3 separate regions of the Homo sapiens genome follow, and all the other regions are linked to region 2. Evidence: chromatin contacts called from ENCODE Hi-C or POLR2A ChIA-PET data. All regions are on one chromosome and are shown on one strand. Each heading gives the region's core, a stretch centred on a gene start or an enhancer-like site at or near the end of the contact. The rest is flanking DNA. Distances are from core to core; before and after follow the strand shown.

Region 1 (4,722 bases), core at 584-3,083, 5.6 Mb before region 2:
TGTGGAATATATAACCAAGTGAATGGAAAGGGAAGAAGATTTTGTGAAGCAAATACTTTCAGTGATAAAGTGAGTTGTCAGTGAATTTTATCCAGGGAAGAGAAGAACCATCTGCCCTGAGTACAGGCACCCAGGAAGCACAGGGTGAATCCTGCCTGGCTCAGTGGATGCCGGCAGCTTCTGGCATCCTGGCACGGGCACAGTGGCAGTTTATAAACTCCTTTTCCATAAGCTGTCAGACTTGGAGAGGTCCTGCAGGATATCTGGGCCTTGGCATCGGCAAAGTGATCACGAGAGATGTTCAGCTCTCTGAGAAGTGCAAGTCTTGGCTTGCATCCACTGTGTGGGAGCCCCAGGCGAGCTGCGACCTTCTCCTCCTGTCTGCTGACTTGCCACTGGAGAGAAAGTCAGGTTTCACAGGATGCTTAAGAAACTGCAGTGAAGAGGAAATGCAGGGGTCTGTGTGTTTCTAACCCAGTGCCTGCCCCTTCTTCTCCTTGCAGCCTGCTTCGTTGTTGTGCTCTGTGCTTTCCTGGCTCTGCCGCTGTCCATGACCTTCATAGGTAAGCTGCCTTCCGAGCTGCTGGACGCCACAGGTCAGCCAGGTTGGGGCATGGACCCAAGGCATGTAATCTTTAAACATTAAATATGTGTTTAAGAAGAACTGGCCAGCCCGATGATTCCCAGACACCTATGTGCCATCTCAGAATGACTTGGTGAAGATTTAAAAAATACACATTCCTGGGCCCCGCCCTGGGAGATATCAGTGCAGTATATCTGGGTGGGGACAGACACTCTCTTTTAGAAATCTGTCCCCAGATGATTCTGATCCCTCCAGCCCAAGTTTGGAAGTGACTGGGCTAGAGGTTTCCCAAAGTCCCTTCCCAGTTCCTATGTTCCCTTGTGGAAGCAGGTTGCAAGCAATACAAAAAATGCACCTGGCGTTAGGTGATGTATGGGCACTCTATACATTTTTTTTTTTTTTTTTTTGCTGAATGAATGAGTAAATATTTCCATAAATCACGTATATTAAACAACCTCATAATCCAGAAGTGTGAGGTCTAGCGAAGGTCAGGGGAGGGGCAGGATGGGGGAAGCTCCTTAAGTAGCTAAAAATTGTTATCACGTGTCAGTGAAATTAATCTCATGCTCCTGAACATTGCTAATGGGAGCCCTGTGTACAGGACCTAGCTACCCCTATTTACCTAGAAGCCCAGCATGGCTGGGCATGGTGGCTCACGCCTGTAATCCCAGCAGTTAGTGGGGCTGAGGCGGGCCGATTGCTTGAGCCCAGGAGTTTGAGACTAGCCTGGGCAACATAGTGAGACCTTGTCTCTACCAAAAAATGCAAGTCTTGACTTAAAAATTAGCTGGGTGTGGTTGCGTGTGCCTGTAGTCCCAGCTACTCGGGGGACTGAGGTGGGATGATCGTGCCACTATACCTCCAGCCTGGGCAACAGGACTGAGACCCTGTCTCCAAAAAAAAAAAAAAACACAAAAACAAAAAAGAAGCAGCTCAGCAGGCCCAGTGTTCTAGGTCCAAGCTCACAGCATATTGGAGCAGAAAGTAAAAGAGCATAGGAGTTGTTGCAAAACAGCAACAACGAAACACCCAGTACCCTAATTGCTTAATGGGTAGGAGCCTTCCTTTTGAGGTGATGAAAATGTTTTCGAACTAGATGGAGGTGGTAGTTGCACAACACTGTGAATCCACTAAATGCCACTGAATTATTCACTTTAGAATGGTTTCTTTTGTTATGTAAGTTTCACCCTGCCACCCCTGCTAAAGCCACAATACTAAAAATGGAAACAAAAACAGTATCCTTAGATCTGTAAGACATGAAAGCTAACAGCCTGACAGGAAATAAAAAAGAAGATAAGATTTTAAGGTTTGCAGAGAACTGAAACAGCCAAGTAGTCTGGGGCCATTTAGTGTAAGAGTGAACAATTCAATCACTTCAGCAGGCCCTGGTGCTGTGATTATTACAGTGCAATTCAAAAATTAACACTTATTATATGGCTCTGTTCTTCCAAGAAGAGTTCACAAGATGTTAGGCATGCCCTGCTTATGAAGTCGGGGGTACTCTCCAGAGGGCATTCTATGCAAAATCTGTAAGGTAAGAGAACCCTAGCCTTTGGACCCTGTGGTTAGTTACCTTTCTTTTTGCTTTCTTTTGAGACAGGGTCTCACTCTGTCGCCCAGGCCGGAGTGCAGTGGAGCGATCTCGGCTCACCGCACCCTCTGCCTACCCGGCTCAAGTGATTCTTGTGCCTCAGCCTCCTTAGTAGCTGGGATTACAGGCGCCCACCACCATGCCTGGCTAATTTATATATTTTTAGTAGAGACAGGGTTTCACCACGTTGGCCAGGCTGGTCTTGAACTCCTGACCTCAAGTGATCTGCCCGCCTCGGCCTCCCAAAGCGCTGGGATGACAGGCATGAGCCACCGCGCCCAGCCAGTTATCTTTCAAATGAACTTAACTGCAACAATTCATCCACCAATAAGGCTGCATAAAAGAGACAAGACCCCACAAGCCAATTCCCATGGATATTATATTAAAATCACCACATCCACTGCGGAAAGAGGGTTTTGGAGGTGTTATTGCTTCTAGAGCAATATTGGTTATAGAGTTTGTGTTTGGGGTGATGAAAACATTTTGGAAATAGATAGTGGTGATGGTTGCACAAGATGATGCATGTAATTATGCCGATGAATTGTACACTTAAATATGGTTAAAATGGCAATTTTTGTTGAGATATTTTATCACAATAACAAATATTTTAAAAATCACTACATTTGGTAGTTGTTATCAACTGAACTAGGGAGAGATCTAAAACCAAAAAGAATAATCGTGATACTGCAGATCAGACAAGAAAGAAAATCTAGAGTTAAGGTAGGTCCTAAGAAGTACATGAGAACACAGGGGGAAAGATGGCTTTTATTAAATTTATTAGGATCGTTTTAAGCCATCTGTGCACTGATTGACTCTCCTGTGAACAGCAGCTGTTTTTATTCATTGGGAATGAGCAGATATCTAAGCCATTACTCAATGTTCATTTCACAGCTGGCTTTTGAATTGAAAGGCAGTCCATGTCCAACAAATTTGGCACCAAGTACTTAAAGGTCTTTGTGTGAAAAGGCTGTGTTGAGACTTGGAAAGTATTTCCATTTAATAACAAATTCACCTAAACATCAGAGATAACTAAAAGACAAGCCTCCATAGGTTGATGATTGGATCAACGTGTATATTTGACTAAACTCTGTTTTGGGCCCTGAATTTATGGCTCTCTGTATACCTAGAAAATTTTGTTCATTTCAATGGAATATGGTGTAGTCATAGAAAAACAGTTTACTCCCTCTGCTTAAGTATCAAGGCATTTATAGGGAATAAAATTCCAAATCAAAGCTAAAAGTCTAAATGTCATTTAAACAGGAGGCTTTGGTTCTACAGTAAGAATTCCCTTTCTTGGACTCTGTTGACAGATGTGTTAGTCAGGGTAACTTAACTGTGCTACAGCCACAAATTAACCCTGGAATCCCAGTGGCTTAACACTGTAAGAGTTTATTTCTTGCTTACGCAAATTCCATCATGGCTCAGGGGGCATGGGGACTTCTCAGGCAATGTGATGACATAATAGTCCAGTCTGCTTCAATCTTGAGAACAATCCATCTCCACCCATGGTTTCCAGGTGGTCAAAGCAGAGGAAGCAAACAACGAATCATGTATCAGTTTTTAAATGCTTTGGCCTGGGCTGGGCACAGTGGCTCAGGCCTGTAATCCCACGCTTTGGGAGGCCCAGGCAGGAGGATCACTTGAGCCCAGGAGTTTGAGAACAAGCTGGGCAACATAGTGAGTCCTTCTTCTCTACAAGAAAAAAAGAATTAGCTGTGCATAGTGGCACATCCCTGTGATCCCAGATACTCAGGAGGCTGAGGTGGGAGAATCGCTTGAGCCTGGGAGGTTGAGGCTGCAGTGAGTTGTGACTGAATCATGCTACTGCACTCCAGCCTGGGCAACAGAGCAAGACTCTGTCTCAAAAAAAATAAATGCTTTGGCCCCAAGGTGTCCCACAGCCCACTGGTCAGAACTGGTCACACTGCCTTGCTACCCAACAAGGGCACATGCTGGGCAGTCAGTGTCTCCCATAGCAAAGGTGTGTGTTAGAATTCATCTGGAGCTTGGTTGTTTGAGCCAGACTGGTCCCTGAGGGAAATGGGCATTTCTTCTTTATATGTTAAATAGACACATCATATCATTGGTTAATAGGTCTAGGGAACAAAGACCTGAGAAAAGTAGACAGAGCATTGCTTTGGGGAGAAAAACTACCATTAAGAAAGGGTAGACTGGGTAGGCTGGCTTGGTAGTACTCTGTATCTGGTAGCTAAGGATATGTGAGTACACGCGTGTTTCCCAGCATGGGGTCCAGCGAGTGGCATGGTCAATGGTTATCATATGGTGACTGTGACTAACACGGCAGAGGGCTTGCTGCACAGGGAGGAAGAGCGGCTCCTCCCTGCCACCTGGCCCCTGGAAGCAGAGTAGATGAGAACCTCATTCACGCAGAGTCACATTTTGGAAATGTGACTCATAAATTGAACCTTATTTTAAGCATATCAAGAAAACCGTATATTTAAAGGGATCCTTTGAATCCTGAATCCTTGAAAACTTGAGTTCTCATACACTGGCTATTCAGAAAGGCAGAGTGCAACCCATAGCCAGT
Region 2 (4,675 bases), core at 906-3,405:
TGTGGGTGCCTGCCGTGGATGCTAGGGTAGAAGACGACTCTATTAACTGGGTGGCTGTAAGCAGTACCCAGGTCAATGCCTTTCATCTTCTACAACCTCGACGTTGCCTGGAATCCTAAATCTTTTTCTTCACTTAACAAACATCACCTCTGCTCAAATCTGCAACTGCTTTGATATCACACTGCCTTTTTCACCCCTCTATTATAGATGGCATTTATTTACTTACATGTTTTTTCCCCACTAGACTATACTCCTTGAGAACAGCGATTGTGTCTTATTTATTTCTGAATCACCAATTCAGACAGGCATGCAAACACTTGCTGAACCAATGCACAAATATATTTTGCTCTTCTTCATAGATTCCTCCGGCCTCAGATGACCAGGCACCACTAGATACAGAACACTGTGCTTTCCTTCTCCAAGGTAAAGGAATAAATATCTGTTCCCCTTCATGAAGTGTTACTGTTGGGCCTTTATGCCATCCTGAAGCCACCAGGATGTGGAACCAGATCAGGGAGGTCCACAGTTACAACCCCTTGTATCTGTAACACCAGCAGGACATTATCTACAGAGTCCTGCTGCAGGGCCCCGAATGAAGACAGCATTTTGCTGCTTTGTAGCGTGAGCAGTGCTGTAACAGTGATGCATGGATGTTCCTCTGGTGTCCTGAAAGAATGTAGGTGCTTCTTGAAAGCTCTCTGCAACTTATTAATTGGGAGTGATTATGCGATGGAGAAAACAGAGTCCCATCACCCCCTCAGTCTTCCCTGGGAAATCACAAGAGGGCTGATAGCTCTCTGTGAGGTGAACCGTTTCTAGAATCCCCACCGTCTCGTCCTGTTCTTCCGCCCACCCAGTTCCTCAAGATAGCCCCTGTGGGCTTCTGATGAAGTCACCACACCACTGGCTAATGAAGTAGATAAACCAGAACAGTTTGGTTTAACATTTAAGGTCAGAAACAGGAACTTTCTAGAGGAGAAATCAAAAAAGCAAAAGAAGTATAAGGGCAGCCCTCCAACCAGTCAGAATACCGTGACCACCTGAGAGGCCCGTGGCCCAGCGGACACGGACGCATGTCAACTCTGGAGCAGATATCTTCAGCGCAGCATCTGACCTGGGAGTACAGCCACATACCCTCATTCCTAAACGGCAGATTGACTACTGGAGTCACACACAGTCTCCGGGCAATGTGGAGACATGTCTAATATTTAGTCAACATAACTCAGGGTGCCACAGTCTTCACAACTGTTGTGAGCACTTGAGGATGCTCCATTTGAAGATAGGAATTTGCCCTCAAGCATCTGGGGTTTGGGTACAGAACAGAGCTTCCCCTGCCACCACCTGCTAATTTTATAAAATGTGCATTCAAAAAAAAATCCTGCCTGTAAGAAGGAATTAAGCTACCCATTTAAATATAACAGCTGCCTGTGCAATCTACTGCTGCTCTTTATAGGAAACGCTTAAATAATTGAGATACTTAATTGGGTTAAAGAGATCCCTAGCACATAGATGTTCTATAAATAAAAGAATGAGTAAATAATCTAGTAACCTTCCTTTTCATGTCCTTCACTTAAAGAGATCGTTCTGTTTTGTTTGCACCAATAAGATCACTGTTAGAGGACTCCAGAGAGGTTTGATTTCAGGTGGGGTGGGGCTTTCCCAAGGAAGTCCCTTTTCATTTGTTTCAGGTGTACTGCCACCTTTTTCCCTGGCTCTTTCACTAAAAATGAAAAATTTGTTGATCTTTGCTGTAAGTAGGTAGGCATCTGGGCTTTGCTTTTGCAACTAGAGTCAAAGAAGTCAAGTTATCAGGCTGATCTTGCCTTGCTATCTAGAATCAGAAAGGTTTAAGTAGCCCAGGGACTACTCAAAGACAGCTGGAGGAGAAAGGGAGAGAGAAAAATGCTTATAAAGAGGTGGGCAAAAGAGCGGGACCTTGTCTCAAAAAAAAAAAAAAAAAAGAGGAAGTGGTAGGAGGTGTCTGAATTTCACTGTGACCTGTTCTGTCAGGTGATTTTTGGTGGGGCGGGGACATGAAAAAAAAGTTAAAATGTCCTTATAAAGACAAAATCTTTTTCTTTCCTGGCTGATGATTTGTCATTCTAGTCACTTCCTGCCTTGTGACCACACACCCAGGCTTGACAAAGCTGTTCTGCAGATCAGAAAGAAGGGGTTCCTGGTCATACACCAGTACTACCAAGGACAGCTTTTTTCCTGCAAGGTAAATGTTCTTCATGTGTTTTTGTTGGTTTTAAGCGCTTGTGATGCACTTCGGCACTGTTTCTGTGGATTGTGGGTTTTGCCTTCAGGGGACCAGAGATCTGAGCATGTCACCTGAGACCTCTGTGATTCCTGCCACTGTCTAACTGGCCAGGACATCTGCCGCCACCTCGCGTGGCCATCCAAGATGGAGCACCTCGGCTCTCTGGGCTGGGTTCTTCTCAACTTATCTGCAGTTATCACCCCTGCCCAAAATTAAGGTTTCTTTTTCCTTTTAAAACCAAACCATGTTCTGGTTTATTTCTATTGCTCTATTTCACGGAGGCTATTTACTGTGATTTTATCTTCTTTAAAATGTTTTCAGGAAAAGCGCGTATTGATAATTTAGATTGTATGGCTTATTGGCCCAATGGGGGTAGTTTAATTTTAGTTCCTGCGGTTCTGTTTTTCTAAAAAACTTCTTTACAGTACTTTAGTGGATAAATTATCTAGAGTCATATGTTACTGAATGTGATACTGGTTATTTGAGTGATTTTTGGCGCCAAGGGTTTTTAATGGGTGTGCTTTATAACCACATGGAATTAGAGGTTTTCTCTTTTCCATTTGTTCTCTAAAAATAAAAGCAATTTGTATAATGCTTAATTGTAGTGTTTTTGTAGGATTGTCTGAATTATTTGTTATGCTTATGACCATATCAATGAATATTCACTCAAATTCTGGGAGAAAGGCTTTTATCTACAATAGAAATTTTTACACAGTTGATATGGGATATTTATTTCAGAAACTGCCCAAACATAGACACTTTGGATTTTGTAGTATAAGCTTTTACTTAATTACCACTATCACATAACACTAAGAACCATTGACAAATGATAACTATAAAAGCCATTCAGACTGGAAATGCGAACATTAATCAGGATGTTTATCAAAACCGAACTTTTCTTTTACACAGCAACTTGTTTTCTAAAATTACTCTGTCAGAACTATCAGTAAGCAAATAAAGGTGGCTTATCCACACACATCTTGATTTTGAATTTACATACATTTGTCATAAGTTTGGTTTCTATTAAGTATAATTGTTTAAAGAATGTCTGTGTAGACAAATTTGAATAGAATTAATCATTTACCTATAAATGTGAATTTCTGGAAACTGCAAAATGTGACCACCAATGTTACTTTGCACATCTCACCTGAATAGTTTCAAACAAGCAAAAATGTGAAACTGAGATAAGAGGGACTTGAACCCCGTAAAAGAACAGACTAAAAATATGTTGTGTCTTATTTTAAGTAAAACTATTAATGAGAATAAAATAAATTCGAATGTGAAGGAATGTCAGTATTTTTCTTATATTTACGAAGGAATAAAAAAGAACTATGCGAAAGTTAATTCAAAATATAAAGGTCCCCTGTTTAAAGTTAAGTTTACATTGCTAAAGCATCAACCCCATATGTTACAAAGATATTCCTCTTCATTCTAGCTCACCCCCAGGAACATCAGGGGAAAAATCTTCTAGGTCTTGCCCTTTGAACAAGCACTGCTGTGGTGGGATGGAGTTGTGCCTAGGAGGACATTTCCTTAGCAATCCCAGAGACCCTTTTCTTTGTAGCATTTAAATTTTTGTCTCTTTTGTAAATTATGCCTTGAAACAATTGGTAATTTGGGAAACAATTTCAGTGCTTTAACTTCATTTATAATTCTATCTCTGAACCCTTTGGGGAAGGGAAGACCAACAAGTAAAGTCTCATTTACTTGTTGTTAAAGTACCATTTAACTTGGAGAGGACAGGAAATTAATAATAGCACTCAATAATTATGAGCACGTAGTGTAAGCAGCTACTCTTTATGCATTACCTCGTTTAATCCTCTCAGCTACCTTTAGAGATAAGGAATGGGCTAGATAATTGAAGGAACCGGCCATAGGTCACTGGGCAGTTGGGGTGGGGGGCAGTAGATGGCCAGGATTTCAGGCTCCTACTGACTGTGTGTGTTACAGATCCTCCCTTCCAGGCCAGCATATTTTTCTCAGAGGTAGGTGATTATAGACTTTTATTACTGAAGCTAGCTAACAAGATCTTGGCACTCACAGTTTTAAGAGAGAATAAAAGAGAGAGAGCAAGAGAAAGAAGAGAGAGAGAGAGAGAAGAAAAACTTTGTAATAAATTTACAAACATTTTTATTTTTATAAATAAGAGATACCATTGCAGGTTTTATATAATAATGGGCTGAAGAACTATTTTTAAATTAATGCATAATTTTACTAAAGAATTGTGTGCCTTTACAAACTTGCCTCGACCCACTTCCCCAATCTTATTTCTTGTCACTTCCTTCTGTTCAACCTCCCACTACCCCATCCCCTCCCCCGCCACTGCTAACCCACATTTTGGTGCACCAGACCACAAGCCACCAGAAAGTTCCATTCTCTTTCACCTTTTTTCACTGCAACTGTTTCTTTAAT
Region 3 (4,255 bases), core at 1,515-4,014, 5.5 Mb after region 2:
GAGCACAATTTGGCTGTGCCTTTCAAAACTACGAATGGGTATACCTGCTGACCCAGTGACTCCCATTTCTGGAAATTGCTCCTATATATATACTTGTACAGATATGAAATTAAAGTTATGCAAGGTTATTTCTTTTTTTTTTTTCTTTTGAGACGGAGTCTCGCTCTGTTGCTCAGGCTGGAGTGCAGTGGGGCGATCTTGGCTCCGCTTCCCGGGTTCACGCCATTCTCCTGCCTCAGCCTCCTGAGTAGCTGGGACTACAGGCGACCGCCACCACGCCCGGCTAATTTTTTGTATTTTTAGTAGAGACGGGTTTCACCGTGTTAGCCAGGATGGTCTCTATCTCCTGACCTCATGATCCGCCCGCCTCGGCCTCCCTGCAAGGTTATTTCTTACAGAATAGTCTATGATAGCTAAAGACTGGAAACAAGTGAAATATTCACCAACATCCTGGGGTTCAGTAAATTGATATTTAGATACAACAGTGTGGTGGTTAGCTGTAAAAACCCTTCAATATATATTTTTAATTTTTTGGACCTATGTGTCAGGGACATTGGTGTTATAGGTTCTCTGTGCCTGCCTCGTCAATTTTTTTAAAGAAAGACCAAATAAAAGTAAACTATGACATTTGAAGAAACAATTGGGCAGGAGAGCCTCAAAGATTTCAAGGATTTGGGGAAAGTCTGTAGGAAGACTCCTTTAACCAAATAAATATTCTCTGACGCCCTGAAAAACCGGAATAGAAATGAAGGCAAGGCCAAATTTGAAGCTGGCTTCCTTTGCCAAGAATGATCCAGTAGGGCACCGCCTATTTTTAGGGTGCGGCTGTCTGGATCGGGGGCTGCTTCTGCAGAGTGTAATTGGAAAGGTGGGGGGAAGCAACAGCTGTACTTTGGGGGCCTGCCTTTGAGCTCATCATCTGAGTTACTGAGGTCCCCTAGCGGCTGTCAGAGGAGGCCCAGACTGTCCAAATTTGATAGTAAACGTGAAGAGACCACAAGACCAGGGTGGGAACCAGTCCCCGCCCGTCCCCAATCCATCCGGCTCACGCTCCCCACCCCACCCATGCCTAGTATCAGCAAGAAGCTGTTGTGATAAATAGATTATGAAGAAACAGGAGCCCGGACTAGAGAGACGATAGTGAGAATATAAAAGAAGAAAGATAATCTCTCTCAATCTTTTTAACTTTTGTAAGAGGCCTAATTTTTCCTTTTTTCCCCTCTTTTCTCTTTTATTTTTTCAACAACCTCTTGTCCAACTGACTAATTTTCTCTAGATGCCACTTTTTCCATTGCAGAATTACTTGTAAGAAAGAAAGGGATTAAAAAACAAGAGTTGGAAGCTGTCCTTTTGGACAAGATATTTAAAACCCTACTGTCCATCTTCCATCCTAAGTGGTCCCATCTTTCTAAAAGGAAATGCCTTCCATATTCTTCCTAAAAAAGCAAAAGCATAACAAAACAAAACTGGAAAACTGTTTCTTCTGCTTGAGACACAAGGGCCATTATCTTCCCACCTTTGGCCCCACTGATCCTTGACAGGATGTCCTGGACCTGCAGCCCAGATGAGGAAAGGTGGGGTGTGGGTGGGGGGTTGACTGACACACACAGCAAGTAGCCTCAAGGAATTTGGGGGTGGGGCAGGCTGCGCCCCAAGGCTTTGGTCCTATCTCCCGCCCCCCTTGCGTTTTTACTTAACACCCGATCACTTCCGTTGCAAATAAAAAAGAAGTAACAAACAGCTAAATTTAATTAGGGATAAGTAATAAAATGACCTGGTTCTCTCTAACTGCGCTCCTGAGCCCTTCGCTGCCGGCCCTGGACTTAGTGGACGGAGCGGGAGATTCCCGCCCAGGGGAAGAGGTTCCCACGGAGGGCATGCGGTCGCGGGTGCCTTTGGATTCGTGTGTTCAGGGAGGCCAGATAATCTCCTCCCCGCGCCGGAGCCCCTGTTCCTCATTTCTAGCATTTTAAAAAAGGTCAAGAATACAGTGAATCCGGCTGGGGGCTGCCGGCTGGGTGACGCGCCTCTGGCTAGACCGAATGGCACAGGCTGAGCCCGGGGGTGCGGACCGGTGGGCACGGAGAAGGGTCCCTCGGCGCGGACTCGACTGCAGGAGCCGCGGCGCCGGGGGTGGGGGGCGTGTGCCGCTCGCGAGGGGGCCGGAGGACTTGACAGATCGCAGCGAAAGAAAACATTAAACCAAAACAAAACCCACCGATTCCCCACGTCGTTCAGCAAAGACATCGTGGGTGGAGCCAGGAGGGAGCGATTGAGTAGAATTCCTCGCGGCCGCCTCCGCCCGCCCACCCCGCGCCCCCGGCCCTCGGCCCCCTGCCCTGCCAGCCCGCCGGGCTCGGCCCGCAGCGGAGGTCAGGGAGCAGCGAGCGCCTCCTCCCACCCGGGCTTCCCGAGTACTCGGCTCTGCTGCTCCGTAGTAAACAAAGTGTCGCCGGCGCCTCCACGCTGGTTTGCTTCCTAGCAATCAAAACACTGAGAAGGCGAGAGAATCACAGAAACACTCGAGAATTACCAGAAAATAATAGAGATCCAAAAAAAAAAAAAGGAGGTGAGTGTGTGAAAGAGAAAAACACCCCACTACCCCCCACCAGCCCACCGCCGCCTCCCCGTGGAAAACCGGGCCCCACCCAGCCCGGCGCCCACTGGCTGCCCGGGCGGCGGTGCCGCATGCCCATTGGCCGCGCGGGCTGTCGGTCAGGGGCGGGCCGGCGCGCGCGCCGCCGCGGGCGGGGGGCGGCGGCAGATCCCGTAAGTCGGGCGGCCTGGTAGTCGCAGCAGCCGCTGCCGCAGCCGCCACATTCAACAGGCAGCAGCGCAGCGGGCGCGCCGCTGGGGAGAGCAAGCGGCCCGCGGCGTCCGTCCGTCCTTCCGTCCGCGGCCCTGTCAGCTGGAGCGCGGCGCAGGCTCTGCCCCGGCCCGGCGGCTCTGGCCGGCCGTCCAGTCCGTGCGGCGGACCCCGAGGAGCCTCGATGTGGATGGCCCCGCGAAGTTAAGTTCTGGGCTCGCGCTTCCACTCCGCCGCGCCTTCCTCCCAGTTTCCGTCCGCTCGCCGCACCGGCTTCGTTCCCCCAAATCTCGGACCGTCCCTTCGCGCCCCCTCCCCGTCCGCCCCCAGTGCTGCGTTCTCCCCCTCTTGGCTCTCCTGCGGCTGGGGGAGGGGCGGGGGTCACCATGGCCGAGGCGCCTCAGGTGGTGGAGATCGACCCGGACTTCGAGCCGCTGCCCCGGCCGCGCTCGTGCACCTGGCCGCTGCCCAGGCCGGAGTTTAGCCAGTCCAACTCGGCCACCTCCAGCCCGGCGCCGTCGGGCAGCGCGGCTGCCAACCCCGACGCCGCGGCGGGCCTGCCCTCGGCCTCGGCTGCCGCTGTCAGCGCCGACTTCATGAGCAACCTGAGCTTGCTGGAGGAGAGCGAGGACTTCCCGCAGGCGCCCGGCTCCGTGGCGGCGGCGGTGGCGGCGGCGGCCGCCGCGGCCGCCACCGGGGGGCTGTGCGGGGACTTCCAGGGCCCGGAGGCGGGCTGCCTGCACCCAGCGCCACCGCAGCCCCCGCCGCCCGGGCCGCTGTCGCAGCACCCGCCGGTGCCCCCCGCCGCCGCTGGGCCGCTCGCGGGGCAGCCGCGCAAGAGCAGCTCGTCCCGCCGCAACGCGTGGGGCAACCTGTCCTACGCCGACCTCATCACCAAGGCCATCGAGAGCTCGGCGGAGAAGCGGCTCACGCTGTCGCAGATCTACGAGTGGATGGTCAAGAGCGTGCCCTACTTCAAGGATAAGGGTGACAGCAACAGCTCGGCGGGCTGGAAGGTGAGTGGACTCGGCGCGCGGCCGGACCTTGGGGGCGCGGTGGGTCAGGCGAGGGCGCAGCTGTGCAGGTTTGCTCGGCCTGAAGGTGCGGAGCAGGAGGGCAGCGCGTTCCCAGGAGGGCGGGCGAGAAGCGGTGGTCGCGGTGGCCTCGCCCGGGTCCGGTCGGGGACGGCAGTAGGTGTGCGTGCGCGCCAGTCAGGAGTTCGCGTGGGACGCGGTAAGGGGCTCGTTGGGGAACTAAGTAAAGAAAGTGCGCCAAGAAGTGGACGTCAGAGCGAGGCCGAAAAGTTTGCCAGTGAAAGGAGAAAGGGGTTCGCTGGGAGCGGCAACCCCCGGCCCGCGCCGACTGCTTCGGCTGCCCCTTCCCTCCCGGACCTCCGCGGGGGGAGGGCGGGTTCTCTCCGGCCGCGCCGCGGAGCTGTTTCCGCCGGGC

Evidence for each region. A loop is a pair of places that touch in the nucleus more often than their neighbours do. ChIA-PET counts read pairs that join two places held with the same protein, here RNA polymerase II (POLR2A). Pooled maps may share reads with other maps.
Region 1: a loop to region 2 is called in a map of naive thymus-derived CD4-positive, alpha-beta T cell, with 6 times the contacts of the local background. The contact joins the enhancer-like site here to the promoter of LCP1 in region 2. A Hi-C loop is called at or near these places in 1 of 168 maps with a recorded cell type or tissue (naive thymus-derived CD4-positive, alpha-beta T cell) and 5 of 50 pooled maps. POLR2A ChIA-PET finds 5 or more read pairs at or near these places in 1 of 52 experiments (OCI-LY7).
Region 3: a loop to region 2 is called in a map of naive thymus-derived CD4-positive, alpha-beta T cell, with 36 times the contacts of the local background. The contact joins the promoter of FOXO1 here to the promoter of LCP1 in region 2. A Hi-C loop is called at or near these places in 1 of 168 maps with a recorded cell type or tissue (naive thymus-derived CD4-positive, alpha-beta T cell), 1 of 37 single-sample maps with no recorded cell type and 6 of 50 pooled maps.

Annotation. Positions count from the first base shown.
Region 1 is chr13:51,822,407-51,827,128 of GRCh38, reverse strand. TMEM272 (transmembrane protein 272) reads left to right here. Exons shown (of 5, transcript NM_001351003.2): 3 at 504-563. Among named protein-coding and RNA genes, the nearest start is that of TMEM272, 20 kb to the left of the region's middle. Within about 2 kb of position 1,833, at least 14 of the 41 ENCODE cell types and tissues checked have a DNase peak (open chromatin) inside an H3K27ac peak, as active enhancers do; they include OCI-LY7, where a contact is called at or near this core.
Region 2 is chr13:46,179,657-46,184,331 of GRCh38, reverse strand. LCP1 (lymphocyte cytosolic protein 1) reads left to right here and starts at 2,155. Exons shown (of 16, transcript NM_002298.5): 1 at 2,155-2,221. RefSeq lists an enhancer at 2,063-2,492.
Region 3 is chr13:40,665,150-40,669,404 of GRCh38, reverse strand. It overlaps FOXO1 (forkhead box O1), which reads left to right and starts at 2,764. Exons shown (of 3, transcript NM_002015.4): 1 at 2,764-3,822. The coding sequence starts at 3,193. RefSeq lists an enhancer at 1,876-1,925 and silencers at 2,576-3,105, 3,336-3,475, 3,566-3,615, 4,136-4,255.